Regions from separate parts of the Homo sapiens genome. Here regions 1, 2, 3, 4 and 6 are each linked to region 5. The links are chromatin loops, found by intact Hi-C in ENCODE. Cell type or tissue: CD4-positive, alpha-beta T cell. All regions are shown on one strand. Each heading gives the region's core, and the rest is flanking DNA. Links, peaks and the distances in the headings are about the cores only. Region 1 overlaps MYO1E (myosin IE). Region 2 overlaps RNF111 (ring finger protein 111). Region 3 overlaps FAM81A (family with sequence similarity 81 member A). Region 4 has its middle 83 kb from the start of GCNT3. Region 5 has its middle 7.0 kb from the start of RNF111. Region 6 overlaps MYO1E (myosin IE).

The links. A loop is a pair of places that touch in the nucleus more often than their neighbours do. Peaks named below come from ENCODE experiments on the same cell type or tissue, not always from the same donor. Only the 100,000 strongest peaks of a DNase experiment are listed, where the experiment ranks them.
Region 1: a loop joins it to region 5, with 6 times the contacts of the local background. A loop is called at or near these places in 25 of 110 quality-filtered maps.
Region 2: a loop joins it to region 5, with 2.4 times the contacts of the local background. A loop is called at or near these places in 15 of 110 quality-filtered maps.
Region 3: a loop joins it to region 5, with 9 times the contacts of the local background. A loop is called at or near these places in 95 of 110 quality-filtered maps.
Region 4: a loop joins it to region 5, with 6 times the contacts of the local background. A loop is called at or near these places in 21 of 110 quality-filtered maps.
Region 6: it touches region 5 in a loop (6-fold over the local background); 9 of 110 quality-filtered maps call a loop at or near these places.

Annotation. Positions count from the first base shown.
Region 1 is chr15:59,135,877-59,140,771 of GRCh38, reverse strand. It overlaps MYO1E (myosin IE), which reads left to right. Exons shown (of 28, transcript NM_004998.4): 27 at 2,405-2,574; 28 at 3,316-4,895. The coding sequence ends at 3,392. Among named protein-coding and RNA genes, the nearest start is that of MIR2116, 33 kb to the left of the region's middle. RefSeq lists an enhancer at 2,268-2,562. In CD4-positive, alpha-beta T cell, for the core only: CTCF peaks have their summits at 2,168 and 2,369 (motif pointing left); a DNase peak (open chromatin) is centred at 2,421.
Region 2 is chr15:59,042,301-59,047,195 of GRCh38, reverse strand. The region is part of intron 2 of RNF111 (ring finger protein 111); the gene reads right to left. Among named protein-coding and RNA genes, the nearest start is that of RNF111, 57 kb to the right of the region's middle. In CD4-positive, alpha-beta T cell, for the core only: no CTCF peak of the experiment used is centred there; no DNase peak of the experiment used is centred there.
Region 3 is chr15:59,490,372-59,495,266 of GRCh38, reverse strand. FAM81A (family with sequence similarity 81 member A) reads right to left here. Exons shown (of 9, transcript NM_152450.3): 4 at 2,878-2,996. Among named protein-coding and RNA genes, the nearest start is that of FAM81A, 55 kb to the right of the region's middle. RefSeq lists an enhancer at 2,089-2,138. In CD4-positive, alpha-beta T cell, for the core only: CTCF peaks have their summits at 2,026 and 2,228 (motif pointing right); a DNase peak (open chromatin) is centred at 2,186.
Region 4 is chr15:59,526,365-59,531,259 of GRCh38, reverse strand. No RefSeq gene overlaps it. Among named protein-coding and RNA genes, the nearest start is that of GCNT3, 83 kb to the left of the region's middle. In CD4-positive, alpha-beta T cell, for the core only: a CTCF peak has its summit at 2,155 (motif pointing right); a DNase peak (open chromatin) is centred at 2,199.
Region 5 is chr15:58,978,203-58,983,097 of GRCh38, reverse strand. No RefSeq gene overlaps it. Among named protein-coding and RNA genes, the nearest start is that of RNF111, 7.0 kb to the left of the region's middle. RefSeq lists enhancers at 3,171-3,220, 3,611-3,710. In CD4-positive, alpha-beta T cell, for the core only: CTCF peaks have their summits at 2,363 and 2,563 (motif pointing left); DNase peaks (open chromatin) are centred at 1,067 and 2,557; H3K4me3 peaks cover 807 bases; H3K27ac peaks cover 681 bases.
Region 6 is chr15:59,245,247-59,250,141 of GRCh38, reverse strand. The region is part of intron 4 of MYO1E (myosin IE); the gene reads left to right. Among named protein-coding and RNA genes, the nearest start is that of LDHAL6B, 41 kb to the right of the region's middle. In CD4-positive, alpha-beta T cell, for the core only: a CTCF peak has its summit at 2,607 (motif pointing left); a DNase peak (open chromatin) is centred at 2,561.

The DNA of each region.
Region 1 (4,895 bases), core at 417-4,416, 160 kb before region 5:
CCCTGCTGGCAGTCAGTGTTCCCCCCAGCCACCCCTTTGTGATCCAGGTTGTTCATCAGCACCCCATGAACATCTGTCATCACAGGACCTGGGCAAGGCCAGCAGGCTGTGGCTCCTGAGAGCACAGCTCAAAACTGGGTGTGGTTGTTCTTTCCAGAACTCAGGCCCCAGGAAGGCCCTCCCTTTTCCTCCTTGCTCCTGTAGGTGTGAATGATGTGCACAGACCTAACAGCCAGCCCCACCCTGTTGAGGTCCAGCCCAACTTCTTGAGGGAGAAATCTTAAGTTTGTTTTGTAGGGAAATGAATGTAGCCTTTACTTTGGTTTGTCCTTAAGCGAAGTGGAAAAAAAGAAATGTTCTCCATGTTTCCGTTTTCCTTTTTGTTTTTGCTAAATGCTTTTTATGAACATATTTAATAAATGTTTCAGGTATAAGTGTAAAGATCTCACTAAATAGGAACAAGTTGAACTTACACACCTTTGAAAGAATGTATGAATGGTGACTTAAGGCAGCATAGTATATAGGAAGAATAACTTTAAAGCTAGAAGATCTGGATTAGGGTTAGAGCACTGGAGTTATTTTTAATAATTATGACAGTGGGGTGAAGGGAGTGTCACTGGTATCCAGTGGGTAGAGGCCAGGGATCCTACAGGGCATAGGACAGCCTCCCGCACCCACCCCCATACACACACACACACACACACAACAGAGAATTCCCAGCCGCAAATGTCAGTAGTGCAGATGTTGAGAAACTGCTCTGGATAAACTCTTGTATAAGAATATTTACAGCAACATTTTTGGAGGGGCAAAGGGGAGCTCTGAGGGGTAATAATGAAAGAATGGGAAGGAGACCTGAGGAGTAATAACTGATTGATAAAATGAGAGGGAAGTCTGTGGATTAATAATGAGGGGGTGGGAGGGAAGATTGTGGAGTAATGATGAGGGTATGAGGGAAGTCTGCAGAGTAATAATGAGCAGGTCGGAGGGAAGTGTGAGGAGTAATAATGAGGGACGGGAGGGAAGTCTGAGGAGTAATAATGAGGAGGTAGGAGGGAAGTCTGCAGAGTAATAATGAGGGGTAGGAGGGACATCTGTGGAGTAATAATGAGAGGGCAGAAAAGCCTGTAGAGTAATAAGGAAGGGGTAGGAGGGCCGTCTGCAGAGTAATAATGAGGGATGGGAGGGAAGTTTGACAAGAAATAATGAGAAGGTGAGACGGAAGTCTGAGGAGTAATAATGAGGGGGTAGGAGGGATGTCTGCAGAGTAATAAGGGGGTGGGAAAGAAGTCTGCAGAGTAATGAGCGGGTGAAAGGAAAGTGAGGAGTAATAATGAAGGGGTGGGAGGGAAGTGTGAGGAGTAATAATGAGGGATGGGAGGGAAGTGTGATGAGTAACAATGAGCGGTGGGAGGTAAGTGTGAGGAGTAATAATGAGGGGTTGGGAGGGAAGTCTGAGGAGGAATGAGGGGGGTGGGAGGGAAGCCTGAGGAGTAATAATGAGGGGGTGGGAGGGAAGTGTGAGGAGTAATAATGAGGGATGGGAGGGAAGTCTAAGGAGTAATAATGAACTGGTGGGAGGGAAGTCTCTGGAGTAATGAGGGTGGGTGGATAGATGGGATGGGAGTAGACAGGAGTGAGGTCTGAGGCATAATAAGGTTGTGAATGGGGAGCAAATCTCATGGCAGCATTTTTTATAATAGTGAAAACTGGAACCATCCCAAGTGACCATCCACAGTGCCCTGGAGAAGTAAACTGTGACACACTCACTCGCGCAGTGGTGTAGTATCAGGCAGCAAGGGTGAAGGAACGATAGCTGCAGGCATCAGCAGGGCACGTCATCCAGTTGTTGAGCATGTGACCGTGGAATATGATTCCTTTCATACAGTTGACAGTCGGACCACAAATATTGGCTAGGGGTATTTACATGTGTGGCAAACTGTAGAGATGAGCCAGAGAATGGTTAATACAAACTGTAAGGTGGTGGTAATCTGGGGGGAATGCAGTGAAGGAGAAATGCCTACAGGCTTCTGTGGCACCTGCAAAAGTTCCATTTCGAAACTTGAGGAAGGAGGGACAGATACCTGAATGTTCCTGATTTAAATGTATGGGTATACTTTTGACACTTTTTTATGGATATGTGTCTCCCACATTTCCTTCTATGCTGGGGACACAGTGACAACAGCAGCTAAGGTTTTTAAGAGCTATGTGCATTTGCAACAACCTTGTCAGAAAAGTTACTTTTATTCCTCAAGTTTAAAGACTGCACCCTGGGCCACATGTCTTCTAAGGATGGAGCTGGATTTGAACTTGAACAGGCCAGTGCCGGCCGCCATGCTCCAAACCACCGTTCGGTGCTGCTGCCCCCTGTTGGGGCCCAGTCTCATCTGCTCCACTCTCTCCACAGGGTCAGGAGACAAACAACCAGTCGGCCTCCCCCAGCAGGGGGCAGACCCAAGCCCCAGCCCAAGCCCAAGCCTCAGGTGCCACAGTGCAAGGCTTTGTATGCCTATGACGCTCAGGACACAGACGAACTCAGCTTTAATGCCAATGACATTATTGATATTATCAAAGAAGGTAAGTGTGTGGCTGGTTGGCTGGGACAGCCTCCCAAAGAGCATGCAGTCACATTGCTGTAAGATCTAGTGTGAAAATGAAAAGAATTTATGGGCTCCTCAAACTGCAATTTGTAGAGGCAGGTCAGGCCTCAGGCTCAGTCTGATCAAGACACCAGCTTTTTTAATGCTTCTTTCAGCTCTGCCCCCTTATTTATATTCCCTCCCTTGTCAAGCTGTTTTTCTTCATGGTAGCAAAACGGCAGCAGCAATTCCAGGCCAACATATCAAACCATGTCTGAAATGTGCATCATCTCTGAAACTTCTGTTCTTAGTCATTGGACAAAAGTCCTGACTTTTATTCTGATCAGACCAAATTAGCCATGTGTCCATCCCTGAACCAACTTCAGTAGCAAGACAAAGGCTGTACCCTGAGAGGATGAGACCTGGTAGGGGCTGTCCCCAGAAACGGGGAGGTCTGTCCCACCCACACTTCCTGGCTTCTTCATAATGAAAGTGGATGGAGTGGAAGCCAGGAAGACAACCTTGAATATCCATTATTAAAGCAGTCCATGGGCTTGGCTGAGTGCTTTATTAATTTGGTAGATATCTTACTTTTTTCAACAAACTTTTTGATTTAAAGAACAAAGGGAAAACAACATGGATGGAGCCAAATCACTTGAGCCCATGGGAGCGGAGTGTGTGTGGCTGGGGCAGAACAGACTTTCTCATCTTCACTTCCACCACCTCTCTCTCCCTGCAGATCCTTCTGGCTGGTGGACGGGTCGACTACGAGGCAAGCAGGGCCTGTTCCCCAACAACTATGTGACCAAGATCTGAGGTGCCCGTGACTCTGACACATGGGGCAGAGGAGCTCCAGGCACAGACCAGGGGAGGGGATATTTAGGGGCTCCCCTTACAATCCACAATGAGCAATTGCTTCTCCAAGGCCTGGAGCTATTCTGGTACCTTCCCCATGGAGGACACTGAAAAGGCTGGGTTGGGGACAGGGAGTATCACTCCATAAGTGATCCTAAAAGGTAGCCTCTTCATAGGAACCCAGGAGGACAAAACCACCATGCATTAAGATTTATTTATTGTATTTAAACCTGGTGAGAGGACAAGTGAGGTCTGCTCAGACCTTGTAGGCTTCTATCAAAACAGCACCCTGCTTGCTCACCAGGCCTAGAGAATGGCTGTAGGTGGCCGCTGACAAGTGCCTTTAGTTGAAGAGCACATTTCTTTCATCTCTCTTGTCCATACCTGATAGACACATTCCTCTCTGCCACCTTCCTTCAGGGAGGACCCGCCCTCTGCAGACTGGGCTTAGCGTGAGCAGGCACTTCCCATGTACGTGCCAAGGGTAAGCTGGCCTGCTGAGCCCAGGGCGACAGAGGGGCACTGGTTTACACTTTGCCGGGACCATCAGGGCCGCCAAGCAGGTCAGGGGCTGGGGGCTGGGGGCTGGGCTGCTGGCTTTGCTTTCTCTGGGTCTTCAATTAGAATGTGGCTGGCCCATATTGGTTTGTGTTTAAATGCTGTACTTACTACAAGAAGGATCTTTTTTCAAGCTGTACATTTATAAAAACAGATCATATACTGTATATATAAAAATCTTGAGATGGTAGAAACATGTATGAATGTACTAAGTAGTATTCCACTGTACTCATTCATAAGGTAGGTTTTCTTACAAAACTCACACCAGGTACTTAAAGATGTGCTCTGCTTTTTTCCAACTACGGAGTGTCACTGCTTTCTAGGTCAGTCCCTGCAGACTCTTCTCAACTCTTTCCCTATAGGAAACTTACTCCGCGTCCTGCCCCCACCTCCTAAATAAATAAAGGAATCGGCGAACACCTTCTTCTTTTATGACATTTGTTATGGGTTGAATTGTGTGCCTCCAAAGAAGATGTTGGAGTCCCAGCCACCAGTACCTCACAATATGACCTTATTTGGAAATAGAGTCTTTATGGAGCAAACAAACAAAACTAATTAAAATGAAGTCATTAGAGTGGGTCTTAATCCAATATAATGGTGTCCTGATGAAAAGGGGAAATTTGGACACAGAGACCAACATGCCAGAGGAAAGACCATGTGAAAAGGCAGGGAGAAGACAGCCATTCACAAGCCCTGGACAGAGGCCTGGAACAGATTCTCCCTCACACCCTCACAAGGAACCAGCCCTGCCCACCTTGGTCTTGGACTTCCAACCTCCAGAACTGTGAGGCAATACATTTCGCTGTTTAAGCCACTCGGTTTGTGGTAGTTTGTTACGGCAGCCCTAACAAACTAAAACAATGTTTTCTTGCCATAATAGTGAAAAGCTGGAATCAGTGTAATGCC
Region 2 (4,895 bases), core at 304-4,303, 64 kb before region 5:
TGGTGAAATGTCTATTCTTCTGTCCATGTTTAATCTGAGCTTTTGGTCTCATTGTTGAATTATAAGAATTCCTGGCCAGGCATGATGGCTCATGCCTGTAATCCCAGCATTTTGGGAGGCTGAGGTAAGTGGATTGCTTGAGCCTAGGAGTTCAAGACCAGCCTGGGCAACATGGCAAAACCTCGTCTCAACAAAAGCTACTCCGGAGGCTGAGGTGGTAGGATCACTTGAAACCAGGGGGCCGAGTCTGCAGTGAGCCGAGACTGTGCCATTGTACTCCAGCCTGGACAACAGAGTGAGACCCTGTGTCTCAAAATAATAATAATAAAAAATAAAGAGTTCCTTATATATCCTGAATACAAGTCTTTTCTCAGATATACTATTTGCAAATATTTTCTCCCAGTCTGTGACATGCCTTTTCATTTTCTTAATAGTGTCTTTTGAAGCACGAAAGTCTCTAATTTTAATGTTCAAATTGGCAACTTCTTTTATGGATTGTGATTTTGGTGACATATTTAAGAAACCTTTGTCTAACCCAAGGTCACTGAGATTTTCTCCTATGCCTTATTCTAGAACTTGTATCATTTAGTTCTTACATTTAGGTCTATGATCTACTTTGTTAATTTCTGTGTCAGACAACAGGTAAAAGGTCTAAATTTATCTTTTCTGCATATGAATATACAATACTCCAAAGAACAGAACAGGCCAGGTACAGAGGCTGACGCCTGTAATCACAGCAATCTGGTAGGCTGAGGTGGGCAGATCACTTGAGCCCAGGAGTGCGAGACCAGCCTGGGTAACATGGTGAAACCTCATTTCCACAAAAAATAAAAAATTAGCCAGGTGTGGTGGCATGTGCCTGCAGTACCAGCTACCCAGGAGGCTGACGTGGGAGGATCACCTTAGCCCTGGAGGCTGAGGCTGCAGGGACCCCTGATGGCGCCACTGCAGTCCAGCCTGGGCAACAGAATGAAATCCTGTCTCAAAAAATTAAAGGGAAAAAAAAAAAAAAGCAGCAAATAGGAGCAGACACTGGTAAATAACGGAGATAATGAAAGATTATCTGATTTACAGAAACGTTTTAAAAATTACTTAATAATATTGTATTTATATTCTGGAATATTTGCGAAATGTTATTATCAATTAGAAAACATAACATTTATTAGGAGTTATGAGATGTGAAAATATTTGAAGTGGTTTTTAAGTCCTAAAGATTACACACACAGACTGAGGTAAAATGCATTTTTAACAGTGCAAATATATCTTACAGGCAGAAAAACAACAAAACAGTAGCACCCAAGTGGCTATTTAAAATAATATTGTAGATTGAATTTCCAAATTATTTTCCAACTCTTGCTTCATAATCATAAACACAATGCAGCTTAAGGTAGAAGTACAAAAGGAACCTTGAGATATTAATCCAGCTAACCATTGACTTTGCAGACATGTTACTTGTTAATTAACTCAAATTATTAAATATGGAATTAAGTATGGTGGTAAAAGTACATTTAAAACTAAAAGCATTATGTATCAACGACAAGTCATATTTTTTAAAAAACTTTCCTTATTTCAACCCATAAACTGGGCATTACCAATTCGACATGGAGAAAAGTTATATCTATATGTCAACTTCATTTATGATTTTTCTCCATTTATCTGTATACAAAATTTCTTTTAAAACCTGTTTTTAAAAAGAGGAAAAACTAAGGCCGGGCGCAGTGTCTCACGCCTGTAATCCCAGCACTTTGGGAGGCTAAGACGGGCAGATCACAAGGTCAGGAGATCGAGACCAGCCTGGCCAACATGGTAAAACCCCGTCTCTACTAAAAATGCAAAAAGTAGCCAGGTGTGGTGGCAGGTGCCTGTAGTCCCAGCTACTCGGGAGGCTGAGGCAGGAGAATCACTTGAACCTGGGAGGCAGAGGTTGCAGTGAGCCAAGATCGTGCCACTGCACTCCAGGCCTGGGTGACAAGAACAAAAACTCTGTCTCAAAAAAAAAAAAAAGAGGAAACACTTAAAAAAAAAAACTGTAAAAAATAAGCTAACATTATCGAACACCTTTTACATGGCTTATGTAACATTTTGAAACCTCAATGATAAATGATACAAAGCTAGCTTTGCTAATGCATGAAAATTCAATTTATATAACTTTTTATGAATACAGAGATTATGTAACTAAAAGTATAAAAATAGCTTGCTTAGGCACTCTTATTCTATTGCTTAAACATCATTATTTTTCTAAAAAGGACTTTATGCATAACTTGAACATAATACATAAAAATTATATAACTAAAGCATATTCACAACAGGCAACATTTTGGCATCTACAATCCAGTGTTTTCTAAGATAAGTTATTTAAACCAAAATTTTAAAAGGGAAACATTTCAAAAATTATAAAGTTAATCTTATTAAATAGCACGACTTAAAAGAAAATCAAGAGAATAGGTCACTTCTTACTGGGTCAACTTTATTTTCATTTTATCTTTTACATTTAGAAATACTAAAGGATAAAAAACGAGTATGGCTAAGACAGTGGTAGGACTGTGGGTGATTTTCTTCGAATTGTTTTTTTTTTAAGGTTAGTTAGGTTGTTTATAGCTTTTAAAACATCATGAGAAAAATAACATATTTCTCTGGCTACCAGGCCAGAAAGAATATGAGTAGTACAACAATGATAACAAAAACAATGGTTTCTCTGCGAGAGTTCTTTATAAACTCTTCAAAGCCCATTTCTATTTCCTGGTAAGAGATCACAGATTCTCTTGGCATCAGCAATAAGCAACGTTAGCCACTATACTCACTGATCACCTTAGTCTCTCTGTGCCTTAAGACTGGAATGATGCTAACAATAAGAAGAGTTTCCATGGCCAGGCGTGGTGGCTCATGCCTGTAAACCCAGCACTTTGGGAGGCCAAGGCAGATGGATCACCTGAGGTCAGGAGTTTGAGACCAATCTGGCCAACATGGCAAAACCCCGTCTCTATTAATAATACAAAAATGAGCTGGGCATGGTGATGTGTGCCTCTAATCCCAGCTACTCATGAGGCTGAGGCAGGAGAATCGCTTGAACCCGGGAGGTGGGGGTTGCAGTGAGCCGAGATTGCGCCACTGCACTCCAGCCTGGGCGGCAAAAGCGAAACTCTGTCTCCCCCCACCAGAAAAAAAAAGACAGTTTCCAATCTGTGAGCACAAACTTTGTGCCACATATAGTATTATGCATGTCTAGCCTCATCAAGAAACTGAAGCTTAGAAAGTTTAAGTGACTTGCAAGAAAATAAGCAACACTTAAAATTCAAAGCTAATTCCAATTCTAAAGCTCATATTCTTTTCATAAATGACACCATGGTACCATACCTACTAAACATGTGGGTGCCTAGTTACTATCAAAAGCATTTTCCTGCTACCAGATGCTTTTGCCACTGCTCTCGTCTTTTACAGTCACAATTAAAGTTACTGAAGGTATAAGCAAATGACTCTACTTTGGGACTCCTCTGTTGGTATCTTTCCAACAGAAATGAAAACATATATGTACACAAAGATTTGTACCCAAATGTTCACTGTAGCATTTTCACAATAGCAAATACCGGAAACCATTCAAAACACCCTTGACCTCTACCTACCTACAGGAGCCTGCTCACTAGCCTTATAGATGTCGTATCTCATCTTCATGACTAATGGCAGTGCAGAAACACAAGCAGGACCAGGGCCCAGCCAAGGAATAAATCACTTAAACAATTCCAGCCAGTTGCAGTGGCTCACACCTGCAAGCCCAGCACTTTGCAAGGCCAAGGCAGGCAGATCACCTGAGGTCAGGAGTTCAAGACCAGTCTGGCCAACATGGTGAAAACCCCGTCTCTACCAAATAATAAAAAAATCAGCTGGCTGAGGTGGTAGGTACCTGTAATCCCAGCTGCTTGGAAGGCTGAGGTGGGAGAATCACTTGAACCCTGGAGGCGGAGGCTGCAGTGAGCGGAGATCGCACCACTGCACTCCAGCCTGGGCAACAAAATGAGACCCTGTCTCAAAAAAAAAAAAAAATTACTAAATTGTACACTTTAAATGAATGAATTTTATAATAGTTAAAATGAATTTTATAGTAGTTAATTATACCTCAATAATTTTTAAAAGAACATAAAACGCTCTCTGCAAGATACAAAACTAGACATCAACAAATGAAGACATCCCATATTCTGGAATACAAGGACTCAAAATCCCAAGATGTCAACTCTCTGTAATGTAATCTACAAATGGAATCCCAATAAAAATACCATCATAGACCTCCCCACCCCCAAACACCTCCATGTAAACAAACTGATTATAAAGTTCACTTGGAGGAATAAACAAACAACAATATCTAGGAAAACATTAAAGATTTTATAATTAAAAGAGTGTTCTTCCTGTACATGGACAGACAGAGCAATAAGACGGAGTAAAAACTCCATAAACAGGCCCAAATGCATGTGGAAAATTTAACATGTGACAAAGGTAGCATATCTCAAGTCAATAGGAAAAAGATGTTAATGACTGGTTTGGGGACAACTGTATAGTCACATGAAAAAAAATTTGGTCCATTTTTCCTATTATACGTAAGGATAAACACCAAATGGATCTATGCTCTAAATGTTAAAAATGAATTAAGTACAAGGACTGGGGGGAAATGGGCTAATTTTGCTAGAACTTTGGAGTGGTAAAAGTATTCCTAATTATGATTCAAAATCCAGAAGCAGTAAGAATAAAAGTTGATAAATATGACTTGTGAAAAAAAATGTTGGACAGCCATAGTGGCTCACGCCTATAATCCCAGCACCTTGTGAGGCCGAGCGGGTGGATCACTTGAGCTCAGAAGTTCAAGACCAGCCTGGGCAACATGGCAAAACCTCATCCCTCCTAAAAAT
Region 3 (4,895 bases), core at 578-4,577, 510 kb before region 5:
CTCAGAAGAGGGAAATCCATCAGACAGAGAATGTAGGCCTGCCATGGACTGGGGAACTGGGGAGGCTGGGGAAAAATGGGGAGTGACAGCTAACAGGTATGGGGTTTCTTTTTGGATGATAAAAACGTTCTGAAATCGATTGTGGTGATGACTACATGACTGTGTGAATACACTAAAAATCACTGAATTGTGTGCTTTAAGTAGGTGACTTATATAGTTAGATCTCACTAAAGGTGTTCAGAGAGAGAGAGGAGAGAGAAAGGAGGCTATGTATCGGGCCTTCAGGTCTGATCAAGTCCTGTTTAGAACACGGTATGCCACATGAGCTAAATGTGTATCTCATCTTTATGGAGAACTTGCCTTTGCCCTTCTGAGCTGGATTTACAGGGGAAAAAAATCAAGGCCCATTTGCTACTAATTACATCACCAATGGACACATAAAAACTATAAAATTAAATATGAAATAATATAGCAACCTAGTGTCTTAAGAATACCACTTAAAATGTTCATACCCCTCCAATACAATTACATAATCAACACAAGAAAGCCAAGAAACTTTTCCAAAGAATTTTTATTTCACATGAATTCATTTCAACAATCAAGTCTCATCAGCATTCTAATATAGCCAAAAAAACAAAGCAAAAATATTTAGTACTCATAACAAACACTTTTGATGCCTTTAGAGTGAAAGTTTTTGTTACAGGGAAGCAACAAGTTGAGTAGAGAAGTTGATAAGAAACTGAAGAATATAAGATTCCTGAAAGTATTTCAAAATAATTTTTCTACTTTGTATTAGAACCAGCATCATAAGGACAATGCCACTGCTCTTGCCCCTGAGATGATAAAGCCACCACTGGTTGCAGGCCCTTTTCATCGCATGCAGGGCACCAAGCCTCTCACATGTATTCTCCCACTTGATCTTCATCCGCAACTCAAGCGGCTACGAAGATCCTCAGAGTCCTCCTAAAGTCCCTACTCTGTCCTATAGCTCGCAAGTTCTTCTAACTCCCTGCTGTTCTGAGAGGTATCACAGAGCTGGGATTTCTTTTAAGCCGAAATGCATAAACAAGGAGTCAAGGTTTTCCAGTCCTATTATAGTGAGTTTCCAGGTCATTTCTTCATCCAAATTGATGATGAATGTTGAGTATCTACTGTTTTCCAGAGACCGTTCCAGGCACTTAGCTATAGACAGGTAACATATCTGGAATCCCCCTTCAACATAGTAAAGGTAGCAGAGTGAGGAAGACATTGGAGAGACTCAATAGAGCAGTGAGTGCTAGGAGAGCTCTATGGAGTGGGGGTGTCAGGGAAGACTCCCAGAGGGGGTGACACTTCAGCTGAACTTTAAAGACTGAAAAGAAGTTAGAAAAGAAGGAGGAGGCCGGGCGCGGTGGCTCACACCTGTAATCCCAGCACTCTTGGAGGCCGAGGTGGGCGGATCACCTGAGGTCAGGAGTTAGAAGCCAGCCTGGCCAACATGGTAAAACCTCATCTCTACTAAAAATACAAAACTTAGCTGGCCGTGGTGGCGAGTGCCTGTAGTCTCAGCTACTCGGGAGGCTGAGGCAGGAGAATCGCTTGAATCCAGGAGGCGGAGGTTGCAGTGAGCCGAGATTGTGCCACCGCTCTCCAGCCTGGCAGACAGAGTGAGAATTGTCTCAAAAATAAAAAGAAAAGAAAAGGAGGAGGAAAGGCATGCTAGGTACGAGAACAGCATGTACAAAGGTGGAGCAATAGAAGAGCATGGTTTATTCAGGGACTAACAAAAAAGTTGATCACTGCTGAAAGGTACAGTGCAAGGGTAGAGAGAGAAGAGGGAGTCAACAGGGTGTCATCACCAAGGATCACACTAAGGAGACTGGAGTTCATCCTGATGAGGACAGAAAATCACAGAAGGAGAGTGATCAACCTGTTCCCCATCCAATCCATGCAGCCCTCTGCTATTATAGACAGATCTTTACCCAGCAGACTCAAACACACATGTCCAGCATTCAAGGCCCTCGACACGTTGTCTGCACAAAGACACCCTAATACTACTCCTCCCTGCTCCAGAGGCCTTGCATGCAGGAGGTCCTTGTTCTTTCTTCCACCCGACTCCATGCAGACCACCCTCATTGCCACCTCAGGCTGACGGGAAGTGCCATTTGCTCCTCAGCTCCGGTGCTGATATGCATTAATGTGCTTGGCTCTTAGGCCCAGCAGAGGGCAGAAGAGGCCCATAAATACTTCGGACAAATTTGTCCCAGCCAGATAAAAATAGCCCTAGACACAGTCCTGGTACAGTGCTTCCCGGACTTTCCCATGCATATGAATTCAGGGATCTTGTTAAAATGCAGATTCTAACTCAGTAGTTGCAGGGTGGGCTGGAGACAGTACATTTCTAACAAGGTCCCAGGTGCTGTTGAGGCTGCTGGTCCATGCAGCACACTTTGAGAAAATAGCACTTTTCATACTGAGAAGAAAGATCTTTTTTCTAAGTTTCCAATCTTTCCCAGACCAATACTTTCCGAAAATAAAATAAAAATGAATAACAGGAAAAATTAAATTTCCAAAATGACATACAAACTATCTCAACTTTATATTTTCGGATTCGATAAACTTAGTATTTACCCTATCAAATTACAAGGTCAGCTGAGTGAGTTCTCCCATCATTTCTTCCCAGGAAGACAACACCAATTGCGTAACAAAAGAAACCCATGGCACCCTCACAACCAGGTTTAACTCCTACCACTGGATTTTATGGCCAAAGCAGGGAGGGAATGTACTAAAGGAATGCAAGCCATTTGCTTTGGGGCTTCATTAATATATTCCCCACTATAATGGAGTTTATAGAAAATGGTTTTTGATGAGCAGAGACCCCAACATTTGAACACCTACCTTGCCACTCTTCCTCGAAGATCTCCCAAACCGGAGAGCTGGCGCATCTCCAGGGTCTTTAAGGCAGAATTAGTTCCATAGCTAATGTTGTCCCGGGCACGAATCTGCTCCTGGAGTACCTGGGCAACATAAAAAACACTAAGGGAGTCATCTAAGAATTCACGTGCTTCCACAAAAGCATTTTATACTTTTGGCAAAAATAAGAATGTTTAACTCAGTCTTTCATAAGAGACTCCTTTTCAACAGTCACCTAAGGCACACTTAAACAGAGAACTAGGGGGCCTAGACAGAGAGAGACCTTAGAGGCTCCTCCCAGAGCAAGTCCCTTTATTTACCATTAAAAACTAAGTTCCTTTGGTTTTAGTATTTCTTCCTTAGTAATGAAGCCACTTTCTTTTTCTTTTTTCTTTTTTCTTTTTTTTTTGAGATGGAGTCTTGCTCTGTTGCCCAGGCTGGAGTGCAGTGGCACAATCTCAGCTCACTGCAACTTCTGCCTCCCAGGTTCAAGCAATTCTCCTGCCTCAGCTTCCCGAGCAGCTGGGATTACAGGCATGTGCCATCACACCTGGCTAAGTTTTGCATTTTTAATAGAGACGGAGTTTGTGTTAGTAGAGATGGGGTTTCGCCATGTTGGCCAGGCTGGTCTTGAATTCCTGACATCAGGTGACACGCACACCTTGGCCTCCCAAAGTGCTGGGATTACAGGTTTGAGCCATGGGCTATTTTGATACAGGCATGCAATGTGTAATAATCACATCAGGGTGAATGAGGTATCCCTCACCTCAAGTATTTACTGTTTCTATTACAAACAACCCAATTATACTCTTTTAGTTATGTTTACATGTACAATTAAATTATTATTGACTACAGTCACCCTGTTGTGCTATCAAATACTAGATCTTATTAATTCTAACTATTTTTTAATGCCCATTAATCATCCACATTTCCACCCCACCCCCCACTATCCTTCTCAGCCTCTGGTAACCATCATTCTACTCTCTATCTCCGTGAGTTCAATTGTTTTAATTTTTAGCTCCCACAAGTGAGTGAGAACATGCGAAGCTTATCTTTCTGTGCCTGGCTTATTTCATTTCACTTAACATAATGACCTCTCGTTCTATCCATGTTTTTGCAAATGACAGAACCTCATTCTTTCTTACGGCTGAATACACTCCATTGTGTATCTGTACCACACTTCTTTATCCATTTGCCTGTTGATGGACACTTGGGTAGCTTCCAAATCTTGGCTATTGTGGATAGTGCTGCAATAAACACGGGAGTGCAGATATCTCTTCCATATACTGATTTCCTTTCTTGTAGGTATATACCTAGCAGTGGGATTGCTGAATCATATGGTAGCTCTGTTTTAGTTTTGTGAGGTACCTCCAAAGTGTTCTCCACAGTGGTTGTACTAATTTACATTCCCGCCAACACTGTATGAGTGCTCCCTTTTCTCCATATCCTTGCCAGCATTTGATATTGCCTGTCTTTTGGATAAAAGCCATTTTAACTGGGGTGAGATGATATCTCATTGTAGTTTTGTTTGTTTGCTTTTTGAGACTAAGTCTCACTGTCACCCAGGCTGGAGTGTAGTGGCATGATATCGGCTCACTGCAACCTCCACCTCCTGGATTCAAGCGATTCTCATGCCTCAGCCTCCCAAGTAGCTGGGATTACAGGCATGCATCACCATGCCAGGCTAAATTTTTTTTGTATTTTTAGTAGAGATGGAGTTTCACCGTGTTGACCAGGCTGGTCTGAAACCCCTGGCTTCAAGTAATCCACCCACCTCGGCCTCCCAAAGTGCTGGGATTACAGGTGTGAGCCGCTGCACTCAGCCAATATCTCATGTAGTTTTGATTTGCATTTCTCTGATGATCAATGATGTTGAGCACCTTTTCATATACCTGTGTTTGCCATTTCTATGTCTTCTTTTGAGAAATGTGTATTCAGATCTTTTGCCCATTTTTTAAACAGATTATTAGATTTTTTTCTTATAGAGTTGTTTGAGCTCCTTA
Region 4 (4,895 bases), core at 330-4,329, 550 kb before region 5:
CATGGTTTGGGCAGCAGCACAGCAGCTGCTAGACAGGTAAACTCTAGGCCAGAGGGTTCCTGGGTGAGGCCAGAGGAAGTGATGGACCAGCAGGTGCCTGTGGCAAGGACAAGGGTCTGCTCTGTCCAGGACTTGTTCGCGGACACAGGGATGAGCACCTAGCACAATGTCGGGTACTCAAAAAGCCTTAGCTAGCCCTAGAGGGTATTGGTTTATTAGAACACGAGAGCCACACAGCACCAAAGGAAAAGCAGATAGGTGCTATGGAGAAACAGTGTGATAGCTACAGAAGCAAATTACTCTCCTTAAGCATTACGTCAGTTAGGGTCCATTCAAGAAAACAGAATCCTCCCTAGGTATTCCAAACACAGATAATTTAATAAAGGGAATTGGTCACCCACATTATGGAAACTGAGAAGCCAACCAGGAGATAATGAGTCATCCAGAGATTATAAGAGCAGGAAGCCCCTATTAGCCACGTGGCTGAAAGGACAACACATTGGCAACTAGATGGACATTGAATGCCTGAATCATAAATAGGCTTATTTTTATAAAAAATATTTAATAAGATGGCCAGGTGTGGTGGCTCACGCCTGTAATCCCAGCACTTTGGGAGGCCGAGGTGGGGGGATCACGAGGTCAGGAGTTTGAGACCAACCTGACCAACATGGTGAAACCCTGTCTCTACTAAAAATACAAAAATTAGCCGGGCATGGTGGCACTCACCTGTAATCCCAGCTACTCAGGAGGCTGAGGCAGGAGAATCGCTTGAACCCGGGAGGCGGAGGTTGCAGAGAGCCGAGGTCGCGCCACTGCACTCCAGCCTAGGTGACAGAGAGAGACTCAGTCTCAAAATAATAATAATAAGATGGCCAGGCGTGGTGGCTTACGCCTGTAATCCCAGCACTTTGGGAGGCCGAGGCTGGCAAATCACAAGATCAGGAGATCAAGATCATCCTAGCCAACATAGTGAAACCCTGTCTCTACTAAAAATACAAAAATTATCTGGGCGTACTGGCACATGCCTGTAATCCCAGCTACTCAGGAGGCTGAGGCAGGAGAATAGCTTGAACCAGGGAGTCAGAGATTGCAGTGAGCCGAGATCACACCACTGCACTCCAGCCTGGCAACAGAGCAAGACTCCATCTCAAAAAACAAACAAACAAGCAAACAAAAAGCAACAACAACAAAAAAAACCCAAAAACAAACCATATTTAATAAGATGTAGGTAAACTTTTATTTTTATTTATTTATTTTTTGAAACTAGGTCTCACTTTGCCACCCACGCTGGAGTGCATTGGGGTAGTCTCAGCTTACTGCAGCCTCGACCTCCTGGGCTCAGTGAGCCTCCCACCTGAGTCCCCAGAGTAGCTAAGACTAAATCTCACCTTGTTGCACAGGCTGGTATTGAACTCCTGAGTTCAAGTGATCTGCTTGCCTTAGCCTCCCAAAGTGCTGGGATTACAGGTGTCAGCCACAGCACCAGGCCAAGATGTAGGTACATTTTAAACATTAAAATCAGCTTTAAACAATTTTTGCTTAAAAATATATCTTTGGCCGGGCACAGTAGCTTACACCCGCATTCCCAGCACTTTGAGAGGCTAAGGCAGGCAGATCACTTGAGGTCAGGAGTTCCAGACCAGCCTGGCCAACATGGCAAAACTCCCTCTCTGCTAAAAATGCAAAAATTAGCTAGGAGTGGTGGCTCATGCCTGTAGTCCCGGCTATTGGGGAGGGTGAGACAGGAGAATGGCTGAAACCTGGGAGGTGGAGACTACAGTGAGCCGAGATTGCACTACTGCACTCCAGCCTGGGTGACAGAGTGAGACTCCGTCTCAAAAAAAAAAAAAAATCTTCTTTAACTTGTATTTTATCATTAAATACAGGCAAGAAGGCGGTTTGTTTTGGGAAAGGGCTGTTAATCACCTTGTTTTAAGAAACTAAGTTCCTCCCAAACTTAGTTCAGCCTATGCCCAGGAATGAACAAAGACAGCTTGGAGCTTAGAAGCAAGATGGAGTTGGCTAGGTCAGATCTTTTTTGCTGTCTCAGCTATAATTTTGCACTAGCGGTTTCATGATCTCCAAGGGCTCTTTTCCCGAGGCATTCCTTGGTTCTGGGTTCTCCCTAGTGAAACAGATTCCCTAGGAGTTTTCATTCTCTCCAGGTGGGGGCAGCAAAGGACAGTGAATCCCATGGGCGGGCCTGGTAGTGCTGTGGAGAGCTCCTCGCACTTCTCTGGCGGCTGGCAGTTAAGTGCTGGAAATCTGCAAACATCTTCGCTCCCCGCCCTCTCTTCCTCCATGTCTCAGAGGAGTCACACCTGCTCAGAGTCAGATCATTGCTTTACCTGTGGCCCAAGTCGGTTTAAAGAATAATTAAACTACAAGTTTGAAAATTAAACAAAGCATGGTAATTAGAAATAAAAACAGACCAGAGACCATCTAAAGCAATCAGATACCCCCAAGATAAGCTAATTATAAAAACTAAGCACTGAATTTAGCTCCAAATTTCTAGATATCAGGGCAGGGTCAGGATTAGGGTAAAGCAGCCTCAAATGCAAAAGGTAAGGAGAGGCCGGGTGTGGTGGCTCACACCAGTAATCCCAGCATTTTGGGAGGCTGAGTTGGGAGGATTCCTGGAGGCCAGGAGTTAAGACCTGCCTGGGCAACATAGTAAGACCCCATATCTACAAATTTTTTTTTTAATTTTAATTAGCCAGGCATGGTGGTGCACACCTGTAATCCTAGCTACTCAGGAGACTGAGGCTGTAATGAGCTATGAGCTATGATCACACCACAGCTTCCAGCCTGGGTGACAGAGGGAGACCCTGTTTTAAAAAAAAAAAAAAAAAAAAGTGATAAGGAGAGGGGAAGACCAAAACCTCAATAACCAAGTAAATCATATTTTAATGTAATATTTCTAAAAATCAAAATTAAAAAACCCTCACAAAAAATATGTCCAATTTTTGCATAAAAACATGTATATAGAGAGAAATACTTTGTCTTTTGCCTCAATTCCAAAATGACACCACATAGCACAGTCAGATCTGGTCTTTAGTTAAGATTTGATATTTTGTTCACCTGGAATTTTTTTTTTTTTAGACAGAGTCTCGCTCTGTTGCCCAGGCTGGAGTGCAGTGGCACGATCTCAGCTCACTGCAAGCTCCGCCTCCCGGGTTCGCATCATTCTCCTGCCTCAGCCTCCCGAGTAGCTGGGACTACAGGCGCCCACCACCACGCCCGGCTAATTTTTTGTATTTTTTAGTAGAGATGGGGTTTCACCGTGTTAGCCAGATGGTCTTGACCTCCTGACCTCGTGATCCGCCCGCCTTGGCCTCCCAAAGTGCTAGGATTACAGGTGTGAGCCACCGCGCCTGGCCCTGTTCATCTGGAATTTTTTAGTATTAATGGTGATCTTTTAAAATATTACATTAAAATATTGTAATCTTAGAGTATTTGGTGCCCCTCTAAATTTATCAAGGTGAATGCCTCACTGTGACTCACCTTCATCCCAGACCTGCGAGGGGCCCCTCACTAGGGAGCATCAGAATCCCTGGACTCCCCTGGCCAACAAGCCCTTGCCAGGCATCCCACATGCCCAGGATGCCCTAGGGCAAGCCTGGCAGACCCACAGTTCACAAGACACCACCCCATCGGCCTTGGGCTGGCTCTTCCCCCTGCATCCGGTGCCAGCCACCAAATCCTTCCCAACACAGTGCTCCAGGCACCTCTATCTACTGATCAGAACTGACAGATGAGATAAAAATCTTTTTTAAAAAATTTATTGTGGTAAGGACATGTAACATGAGATCTACCCTCTTAACGAAGTTTTAAGTGTATAACACATGGCTGTTGACTATAGGTGCAATGTTATACGGCAGATCTCTAGAGTTGTGTTTTGTTTTGTTTTGTTTTGTTTTGTTTTTTTGAGATGGAGTCTTGCTCTGTCGCTCAGGCTGGAGTGCAATGGCATGATCTCAGCTCACTGCAACCTCTGCCTCCCAGGTTAAAGTGATTCTCCTGCCTCAGCCTCCCGAGTAGCTGGGATTACAGGTGCATGCCACCACGCCTGGCTAATTTTTTTATTTTTAGTAGAGACAGAGTTTCACCATGTTGGCCAGGCTGGTCTCAAACTCCTGACCTCAGGTGATCTACCTGACTTGGCCTCCCAAAGTGCTGGGATTACAGGCTTGGGCCACCATGTCTGGCCAGATCTCTAGAGTTTATTCATCTTGCTTAAAGATAAAATCTTAAAAATAAAGACCTAGGAAATTATTCTAACAGGGACAACTGACATAATATTGTAGGAATGAGACTGGAGAGGATTTCCAGCTCCAAAGCTCATTTTAGGCTGACAGATGATGGTGCAGAGCTGTAGATAGGGCTGTGTATTAGTCTGTTCTCATGCTGCTAATAAATACATACCTGAGACTGGGTAATTTATAAAGGAAAGAGGTTTAATGGACTCACAGTTCCACATGGCTGGGGAGGCCTCACAGTCATGGCGTAAGGCGCATGAGGAGCAAAGTCACGTCTTACATGGCATCAGCCAAGAGTGTGTGTGCAGGGGAACTCCCCTTTATAAAACCATCAGATCTCATGAGCCTTATTCCCTATCACGAGAACAACAGGGGAAAAACCGGCCCCCATGATTCAATTACCTCCCACCAGGTCCCTCCCAAGACACATGGGAATGATGGGAGCTACAATTCAAGATGAGATTTGGGTGGGGACACAGCCAAACTATATCAGGCTGTACGTTGAAAGAGTGAGGTAACTATTGCTCTAGATGCTGCTGGTCTGCGGACACTTTGAGGACCATCCAGTAGAAATTTCTGCAGTTACAGAACTCTTCCACATTCGCACAGGCAATACAGTAGGCACCAACCATGGGA
Region 5 (4,895 bases), core at 303-4,302:
ATTAGCCGCACATGGTGGCAGGCACCTGTAATCCCAGCTACTCAAGAGGCTGAGGCAGGCAATTGCTTGAGCCCAGGAGGTGGAGGTTGCAGTGAGCCAAGATCGTGCCACTGCACTCCAGCCTGGGCAACAGAACAAGACTTCACCTCAAAAAATACGTATCTAGATAAAAAATGATTTCAGGCTATGTGATTGGAAAGAGACTATTTTTAAAGATTATATATGTAGCATATACTACATATAGTACTATATAATCTTTATTATATGTACATAGAAACAGATAGATAGTAATTAGACACAGCCCTTTATCCTACTAAACTGTTTTGCAATCAATGCAATCATAGATTCTGAAAAATTGAGGAGCTATTTAGCAGAAGGATAACCTCAAAAGACAATACCTTTGTGATGAGTACTTATCAACTAATAAATTTACAATTTTCTTTGGAAGGCAACTTTCAAGATATATTTGAAATATCAAGAGGCCAGGCGCAGTGGCTCATGCCTGTAATCCCAGCATTTTGGGAGGCCGAGGTGGTTGGATCACCTGAGGCTGGGAGTTCGAGACTTGGCTGGCCAACATGGTGAAACCCCGTCTCTACTAAAAACACAAAGAAATTAGCTGGGCACACGCCTGTAATCCCAGCTACTTGGGAGGCTGAAACAGGAGAATTGCTTGAACCCAGGAGGCGGAGGTTGCAGTGAGCCAAGATCATGCCGAACAGAGCAAGACTCTGTCAGAAGAAGAAGGAGAAGGAGAAGGAGAAGGAGAAGGAGAGGAAGAGGAAGAAGAAGAAGAAGAAGAAGAAGAAGAAGAAGAAGAAGAAGAAGAAGAAGAAGACGACTCAATAACTAATACTATCTCTGTGACTCTGTTTCTAAAAAACAGAGGTAACAAATTATGGACTAACCAGGGGACACAGAATGCCTGGAATTTTGCAGATGAGCAAAACTTCAAATATCATGATATGTTTCTGGTTATCAGGCCAAATTCTGGGCATGTCTGAGGCTCTCTCATTCTGTGAAAGTATATTTTTAAGATAAAAGTGTAGAAAAATGAAAGTGAAAGCTGCCATTCACCATTGGTAATGTAAGCCTAGAACCACAAGCAAGGATTTCCAACTGACTGATAACCATTCTCAGAAATAGTTTAGTCTTTTAATTACCAATATTTTTACACACTTGGTTAAAGTTAGTCAGAGGTTTACCAGTGAGCATTTTCATTAAGTTGTTGTTAACTCTTGAAATGCTTTTGCAATGTCGCTTTTAAAATTCAGAATTTTTAATGCGCTCACCTCTATTAGCAATCTTTTTTACAATTACAAGTTTCTGGCCAGGTGCAGGGACTCACATCTGTAATCTAAGTGCTTTGGGAGGCTAAGTTGGGACAATCACTTGAACCTAGGAGTTCAAGACCGGCCTGGGCAAAATAGTGAGGCTCCATCTCTACTAAAAATCCAAAAAAATTAGCAGGACATTATGGCATGTGCCTGTAGTCCCAGCTACTCAGGAGGCTGAGACAGGAGAATCACTTGAGCCTGGGAGATTTAGGCTGCAGTGAACTATGAACACGTCACTGCACTCCAGCCTGGGTGACAGAGTGGGACCTATCTCAAAAAAAACAAAAGTTTCTGATCATTGAAAAGTTAGACTGGATAACCTCCAAAGTGCCTTAAAGTTCTAACATTTCATATTTTGCTTCAGACCTAATTAGATTTATGAGAACGCTATATTACAATTTCAAGTGTGATTTACATACTGGCTACTTAGTTGCAAATTCAGAACAGGAAGTAAAGACACTTTGATGCATTTGCTTGTTATTATTTACAGATCATGCAAAGTTTTCCAAAATCATTTAAAAGTTTCTCTAAACTACATTAGTATTAGTTTTAATTGCACAAACTAATACTTGATTATGATTTTAAGTTACAGGATTGCAGAGACTGTGCTTTGCTCAGTTGAAAGATTATATAGTACATTGTTCTCAGGAGGCTGAGGCAGGAGGATCACTGGAGCCCAGGTACTCAGGGCTGCAATGTGCTATGAACGTGACTGTGAATAGCCACTACACTCCAGCCAGGGCAACACAGTGAGACCATGTTTCAAAAAAAAAAAAAGAAAGAAAAAAATTATTATACAGTACATTAAAAACACTGATATATTGGGGGACTGTTCAGAGATAAAGATATAGAAGAAGAAGAAGAAAGAGAATAAAATGAAAGTGCCCATGTGCTAAAAGGGAATTTTAAAAATTTATTCGATAACTTGAATCCAAACACCTTTAGCAGTCAGGGCTTCTGATAAGATTGTAATTATTTTTGACTTTTGACAGAACATAAATCACTATTATGCAACAGAAATTTGTAAATATTAGAGATTTTAGTTTAATATCTTAATTTTAAAATTTGCTTAAGTATTTTTAAATTCTGAAAATATCAAGTGATTAAGGTTGACAATCACGAAACTCTGAAACCCAATCTATTTAAATTATACCGATAAGAAAAATCTATTTTCAAACCGTTCACAATTTAGAATTGAGTTAAACTAGGAAAGAGTGCCACCTACTGAATCAAAATTGCTTAAACATCTCAACATTAAGTTCATTTTGCAAAACCTGTAAAGCTCTAGCATTTTTTTCCTCAAAGATGTACGTTTAAGATAATCTTCATACAGCAAATATTGTTTTATTTAATGAAATTTTCTTTTTCAGTAGCAGATAACAGACTAGACTGGCCACAGGTGTTTATCATCCCAACATCACCCTGACAAACGAGAAAGGAATTAAAAACGTACAAAACACAAATGAAAATGGGAGAAGGTCATTAGCAAGCAAGTTATTCCACCTAATATCTGAAAGATAAAAATCAGAGGACTAGTGATTGTTATAGCAAAGTATCAAAGCTACACCAGACCGGGCAGGGTGGCTCACGCCTGTAATCCCAGCACTTTGGGAAGCCAAGGCCGGCGGATCACCTGAGGTGGGAAGTCCAAGACCAGCCTGACCAACATGGTGAAATCCCATCTCTACTAAAAATACAAAATTAGCCGGGCGTAGTGGTGCACACCTATAGTCCCAGCTACTCAGGGGACTGAGCCAGAAGAATCGCTTGAACCCGGGAGGCAGAGGTTGCGGTGAGCCAAGATGGAGCCATTGCACTCCAGCCTGGGCAACAAGAGCGAGACTCCGTCTCAAAAAAAAAAAAGCTACACCATTAACTACTGTCAAAGAAGGCTGCACCAACAAGCAAGCTGCTATGCTTTGCAGAATACAAGACAGGCTATGGACTCAGGCCAAAGGCAAGGGAGGCCAACAGTAAAATGTAGAAATGAAACCAGAGGAGATTAATCATAAGTCTCTCTGGGCACAATCCCGTGAAACCTTTTCACCTCTCTCTCACCACATAAAGAAAATGTGGCATCTAGGCTTTTAAGTCCTAGGCTAAAAACAGGAGCAGGGAGTTCTGTAAAGAAACACATTGAAGTAATTGAGAAGAACCAGAACAGCTGGTGAGACAAGCAGTGATAAATACTTCACATTCTAAGATGTATAGGCCCCACCTGCCCACACATGCCTGGTGGTAGGCAGCACCCTTCCACACAGACATCACACTTAGGGTTTTCTTGGTTTTGGTTTTGGTTTTTTTTTGAGACAAGGTCTTGCTCTGTCGCCCAGGCTGGAGTGCAATGGCGCCATCTCGGCTCACTGCAACCTCCACCTCCCAGGTTCAAGCGACTCTCCTGCCTCAGCCTTCCGGGTAGTTGGGATTACAGGTGTGCACCACCATGCCCAGCTAATTTTTGTATTTCTAGTAGAGATGGGGTTTCGCTATGTTGCCAAGGCTGGTCTTGAACTCCTGGCCTCAAGTGATCCACCCACCTTGGCCTCCTAAAGCATTGGGATTACAGGTGTAAGCTACTGCGCCCAGCCACATTTAGTTTTCATAAACTTTTTTTTATTGTTTGTTTTTGTTTTTGTTTTTTGAGATGGAGTCTCACTCTGTTGGCATGGAGTCTCACTCTGTTGCCAGGCTGGAGTGCAGTGGCGTGATCTTGGCCCATTGCAGCTTCTACTTCCCAGGTTCAAGTGATTCTCCTGCCTCAGCCTCCTGAGTAGCTAGGACTACGGGTGCACACCACCACACCTGGCTAATTTTTGTATTTTTAGTAGAGACAGGGTTTCAAGTCCAGGTTTCAAGCTGGTCTTGAACTCCTGACTTCAGGTGATTCGCCTGCCTTAGCCTCCCAAAGTGCTGGGATTACAGGCATGAGCCACTGTGCCCAGCCGATAAACGGTTTTTAAATGACAATAGAGAATGGAGATAATTCAAAAAACATAAGAGGGAAAATATTTTAAACTCTCTAATATCCTCAGAAATTAAAAATGATACTGCATTCTTACAATAGGAAAATGATGTTATTTTTTAAAAAGGAAGAAAGAATCTTTAGAGATTAAAATACGATTCCTGAAATTAAAATTCAGTAGAAGGGTTAAAAGATAAAAGAAAGACAATATTCCAGCATATAAGACAAAAAGAAAAATAAATGTGAAGGAAAGGATAAGAGAGATAGAAGTCCAACCCTAGAAGTAAAATATCTAATAGAAGCAAGGTACGGTGGCACACACCTATAATCAAGGAGGATTCCTTGAGCCCAGGAGTTTGATGCCAGCCTGGGCAACACAGAGAGAGCCCCATCTCATTTAAAAGAAAAAAAAAAGTCTAATAAAAGTTCTTCCAAGGGAGAACAAAGAAAATGGAAAAAAGAAATTAAAAAAAAAAAGAAATAAAAATGTCCCAAAACTGAAAAGGAATTCTAAAATTCTAAAATCATGTATTCATTCACCCATTGATGGACACTCAAGCTTCCATATTTTGATGATCATAAATAATGCTGCTATG
Region 6 (4,895 bases), core at 431-4,430, 270 kb before region 5:
CCGCCCAGTCACCGAGGGCAAAAGCCTGAGCCCTTGAGTTAATTCTCTTCTGCACCAGGGCTGTGGTTTGTCTGCTTTGAGAAAGCAAATTGGAAACCTCTGGCATGCCGTGGTTCATGCTCACCTGACCCTGGGCAGCACGCCTCACACCTGTCTGGGCCTTGGCTTTTTCACCTGTGAAGGAACTGGTTTTGGAACTCTTCCTTCCAAATAATGTTGGAGAGGAGGAAAGGCAGGGAAATCCTGTTCTGGGTGGAAAGGCCAAGTTTGTAGCCCCTGACACTGGATGGGGCAGGTGCTCCATCTGTTAGGGGCCGAGTTGAATGGTGCCTTTTAAAATGTGTTTGTGAGCAGAAAACAAACGAAAAAACCATTTTCTTGGAGGCTGGAAGAGAAGCCTGCTCCTCATGCTAAGGGATTCTGGCATGGCTGGAAAGACTAGGAATCTTTAGTGTCATTTAATTAGGAAATAAAAAGTGAGCGATGACCTAATTTCTATGGTGGTGTTTTAGACTTCCACCTCCCAGTTTCCCTGGTGTGACTTTGTCTAAATGACACTTTAGATGGCATAATGCAGCCCATAAAGGCGGCGTTTCTAGTTTCCTGTCAGTCTTACTCATATTTTCCAACGCAGTGGATACGGTGACAGGATGGACAGGCACCTGACCATTTCAAGACTAGAAATGAGTGTAACAAATCGGATTTTTTTTTTTTTTTTGAGACAGAGTCTTGCTCTGTCACCAGGCTGGAGTGCAATGGCGTGATCTCAGCTCACTGCAACCTCTGCCTCCCAGGTACAAGTGATTTTCTTGCCTCAGCCTTCTGAGTAGCTGGGACTACAGGCACCTGCCACCACACCCAGCTAATTTTTTTTGTATTTTTAGTAGAGACTGGGTTTCACCATGTTGGCCAGGGTGGTCTTGATCTCTTGATCTCGTGATCCACCCGCCTCAGCCTCCCAAAGTGCTGGGATTACAGGCGTGAGCCACCGCGCCTGGCCACAAAGTGGATTTTGAAAGAAATAAATCAAGGAAGGAGACGTGCTGCTTTCTCAAGCACAGGGCTCCATGGAAGCCTAGGTCCATCTACAAACTTGATTTGTCAAAACAGCTGGAGTTGAGCAGCCTTGGGTAGACTGACTTGCCAAGCAAACTCACAAGGAAGTGTGAATCAGACCCCAATTCATTATTGCATAGGCAGAATTCTGCCTGTGGACAGCCGATTATGTGCCCTGGAACACAGTCCACGAAGGGAGCTAGATTACCACGAGAACGCTGGATAGAGGGGTGAATTCTGAGCGAAGGGATGATCGTATTTGCTAAATCAGCTCACAGCAGTCACCTCTATCTGAAGATGTGAACACATGAACTAAGGGTGTTGCTCTAGTCTGCAGAACAGTCTTTTTACTTGGAGAAAACCCCCCATCTCTGCTGTTTACTTTCCTGTCCTGACTCTGCTGTAAGTCAACCCCCTTTCATTAACCTACACTCTCTCCTGCCAAGCCCTGATGTCTATTAGGCCAACTTCTAGTAAGGAATAAACACCTGGGGTTGACCTTGGATATTTCCTATGCCTTCCTCCTCAGCCCACTGGCAGACAAATCAGGAAGAGTGGCTTCTATGGATGCTAACTTTTTTTTTTTTTTTTTTTTTTTTGAGATGGAGTCTCACCCTGTCGTTCAGGCTGGAGTTCAGTGGTGTGATCTCGGCTCACTGCAACCTCCATCCCCCCGGGTTCAAGCGATTCTCCTGCCTCAGCATCCCAAGTAGCTGGGACTACAGGCGCCCACCACCTTGCCTGGCTAATTTTTTTGTATTTTTAGTAGAGACAGGGTTTCACCATGTTGGCCAGGCTGGTTATGAGCTCCAGACCTCAAGTGATCCACCTGCCTTGGCCGCCCAAAATGCTAGGATTACAGTTATGAGCCACCGCACCCGGCCTATAGATGCTAATTTTATCTACCATGCCTTGTGTTCACTAATTTATCTTTTTTTTTTTTTTTTTTTTTTTTTTTGAGACGGAGTCTCATTCTGTCACCCAAGCTGGAGTGCAGTGGCACACTCTTGGCTCACCACAACCTGTGCTTCCTGGGTTCAAGTGATTCTCTTGCCTCAGCCTTCTGAGTAGCTGGGATTACAGGGGTGTGCCATGACACCTGGCTAATTTTTTGTTTGTATTTTTTAGTATAGAAGGGGTTTCGCCCTGTTGGCCAGGCTGGTCTTGAACCCCTGACCTCAAGTGATCTGCCTGCCTCAGCCTCCCAAAGTGCTCTGATTATAGGCGTGAGCTGCCATGGCTGGCCTAGGTTCACCAATTTAACTTTCTAGGGATAAGTATTTCTGATTCCTGAATTGCCTTACTAGTTCAGTGGCTCTACAGATATGTAGGCTCCACCTCCAGAGATTCTGTTTCAACTGATTTGTGGTGGCCTTGGAGCATTAATACCTTTTTTCAAGCTCCCCCAGCTCACTCTGCTTAAAAGCCAGGGCTAAGGCTCTTGAAATCCTGATTTCAGGTCACCTCTTGCTGTTAGCACCATCAGACCCCGCAAGATAGACTTCCTGAGTGCCTGCCCTCTGCTGGTTGCTTTCGTATAGGTTGTCTCTTAATCCTTACCACTCTGTTGGCATTGTTTTTTGAAGCTGCATCTAAAAAATGAGGCTTAAGAGAATTCCAAGATCCAAAACTAGTAGATGGCAGAGCCTCTATTTGAATTTAGCCCTGTCTGACTTCAAACCTTATGCACTTTCTTTATACCTATTAGCAGTGATGTCTCTCTAGGTCTCAAATTTCCCATATTTTAATGGAGATGTAATAGCTACCATATACCATAGGACAGAGGTCAGGACAGGTTCGCCAGGTTAGTTACCCCTGGACTTGAGCTCCTAGGATTAAAGTCTCTCACTCTGTCCCCACAAATACAGGTGCTTTTTTATTTTAGTTTTTGAAAAAGAGTCTCGCTCTGTCACCTAGGCTGGAGTGCAGTGGCACAATTTCAACACACTGCAACCTCCGCCTCTCAGGCTCAAGCGATCCTCCCACCTCAGCCTCGCGAGTAGCTGGGACCACAGATGCGCACCATCATGCCTGGCTAATTTTTAAATTTTTTGTAGCGACAGGGTCTTCTTATGTTGCCCAGGCTGGACTCAGGTGCTTTTTAAAACTAACCCTTTGTCATTGTTGGCCGTGATGCTCTCTGCATACCCAGGAGGATGATGATTGGGCTTGTCATCAACGGAGGATAAATGACGCACAGACTTAGTTAACAGAAGAACATGACCTTATTGACACATTAGCTTTGATTTCTTACCAAGAGGTGAAGATGCATTTATACACCAAATGGCCATACCTGGGCAGTTTCTGTATTTTACCTGACTTGTTATCCAGTGGATTTGTCTGGGGGCCAGAGCTCAGTCTTCCCCTTCTTTTCATGGTTCTCTATGGCCTATTTCTATATTATAGCAGGCCTCTGAGCAGAGACATGATAGCACTGACACCTGGTTCAAAAAGATAAGGTTATTGGTAGAAAAGAGATGGGATGTTGAGGGAATATGGAAATCTATTGCAGCAGTGAGGGCCTGACCTGAGTTAGAAAGGCGAGGAGGAAGCCGACGTATGACTTTCAGTAAGCCTGTAAAGAAATAAAGGAATGGGCAAGTGTGAAGGTAGACTCTGGGCAGTGCCAACAGAAAAATGCAACAGCAATAGCTACATTAGCATCATTAAGAATGATAGTGAAGCTGGGCATGGTGGCTCACGCCTGTAATCCCAGCAGGTGGGCAGATCACCTGAGGTCAGGAGTTCGAGACCAGCCTGGCCAACATGGTGAAACCCCATCTCTACTAAAAATATAAAAATTAGCTGGGTGTGGTGGCAGGCACCTGTAATCCCAGCTACTTGGAAAGCTGAGGCAGGAGAATCACTTGAACCCAGGAGGCAGAGGTTGCAGTGAGCCAAGATGGCACCACTGCACTCCAGCCTGGATGACAGAGCAAGACTCTATCTCAAAAAATAAAAAAAGATTAAAAATTTAAAAAATTTAAAAAAAGAATGATAATGAGCACCTGAAGGCTTGGTAGGTACCTGTGAGCCCAGTAAATGAGCCACCCATATCTGCTTAGCTCATTAATCTGTTCTCCAAAATCCAGAATTTGGATTTGTGCATTAAAACCACATATGTGATACCTTTGGATGTCAAGAGACATCTCTGCAAATCTGTTTAACAAAAAGGTCATGATGTGGTAAAGGAAGAACTGGCAAGCTTTGTTCATGATCTCTACCATCTCTCCATCACCAGACAAGATCTTGACAATGTGGCCAGAGGCATTTCTGAAGCCCTTGCCAACTGACCCATGGAGAATCATCGGGCCTTGGAGAACATTTATGTGGCAGTTTTATTGCTGCCATCAAAAGTGAATTCTTATCACTTTTGGCCTAAATCAGCTCTTGCACCTTAGGCTGTTTAAAAAATATGATGTCAATTGGAAAGCATCCCATTTGGTGCTGTTTCTACTTTTTTTATTTGAAGTATCCTGACGCAGTTGTTTTCTGGTGAGTAGACCATCTGTCCTAAATATATCCAATACCAGTTTGCAAAGTCTTTGTCAGGTGCATCCTGCATAGAAGCTAAATAAATACTTTTTTAAATAATAAATAGAGGCGAGAGATATTTTGAAGGTACATCAGTGGGATTTGCTGACTGATTGAGTAAGAGAGTTTTCATAGAGGAAAAGGAGATAGTAGTCATCACTGGAGCTAAGATTTCTGACCCGTGTGCTTCAACATATATTTTAGATTTGAAATATGTAATTTTTGCAGTAGTAAAGATAAAAGGGAAAAATTCCCAGTGCCGCTCATATTTGGCTCGTGGGTCTCTCGTGCTCTTTGCTGTGGCA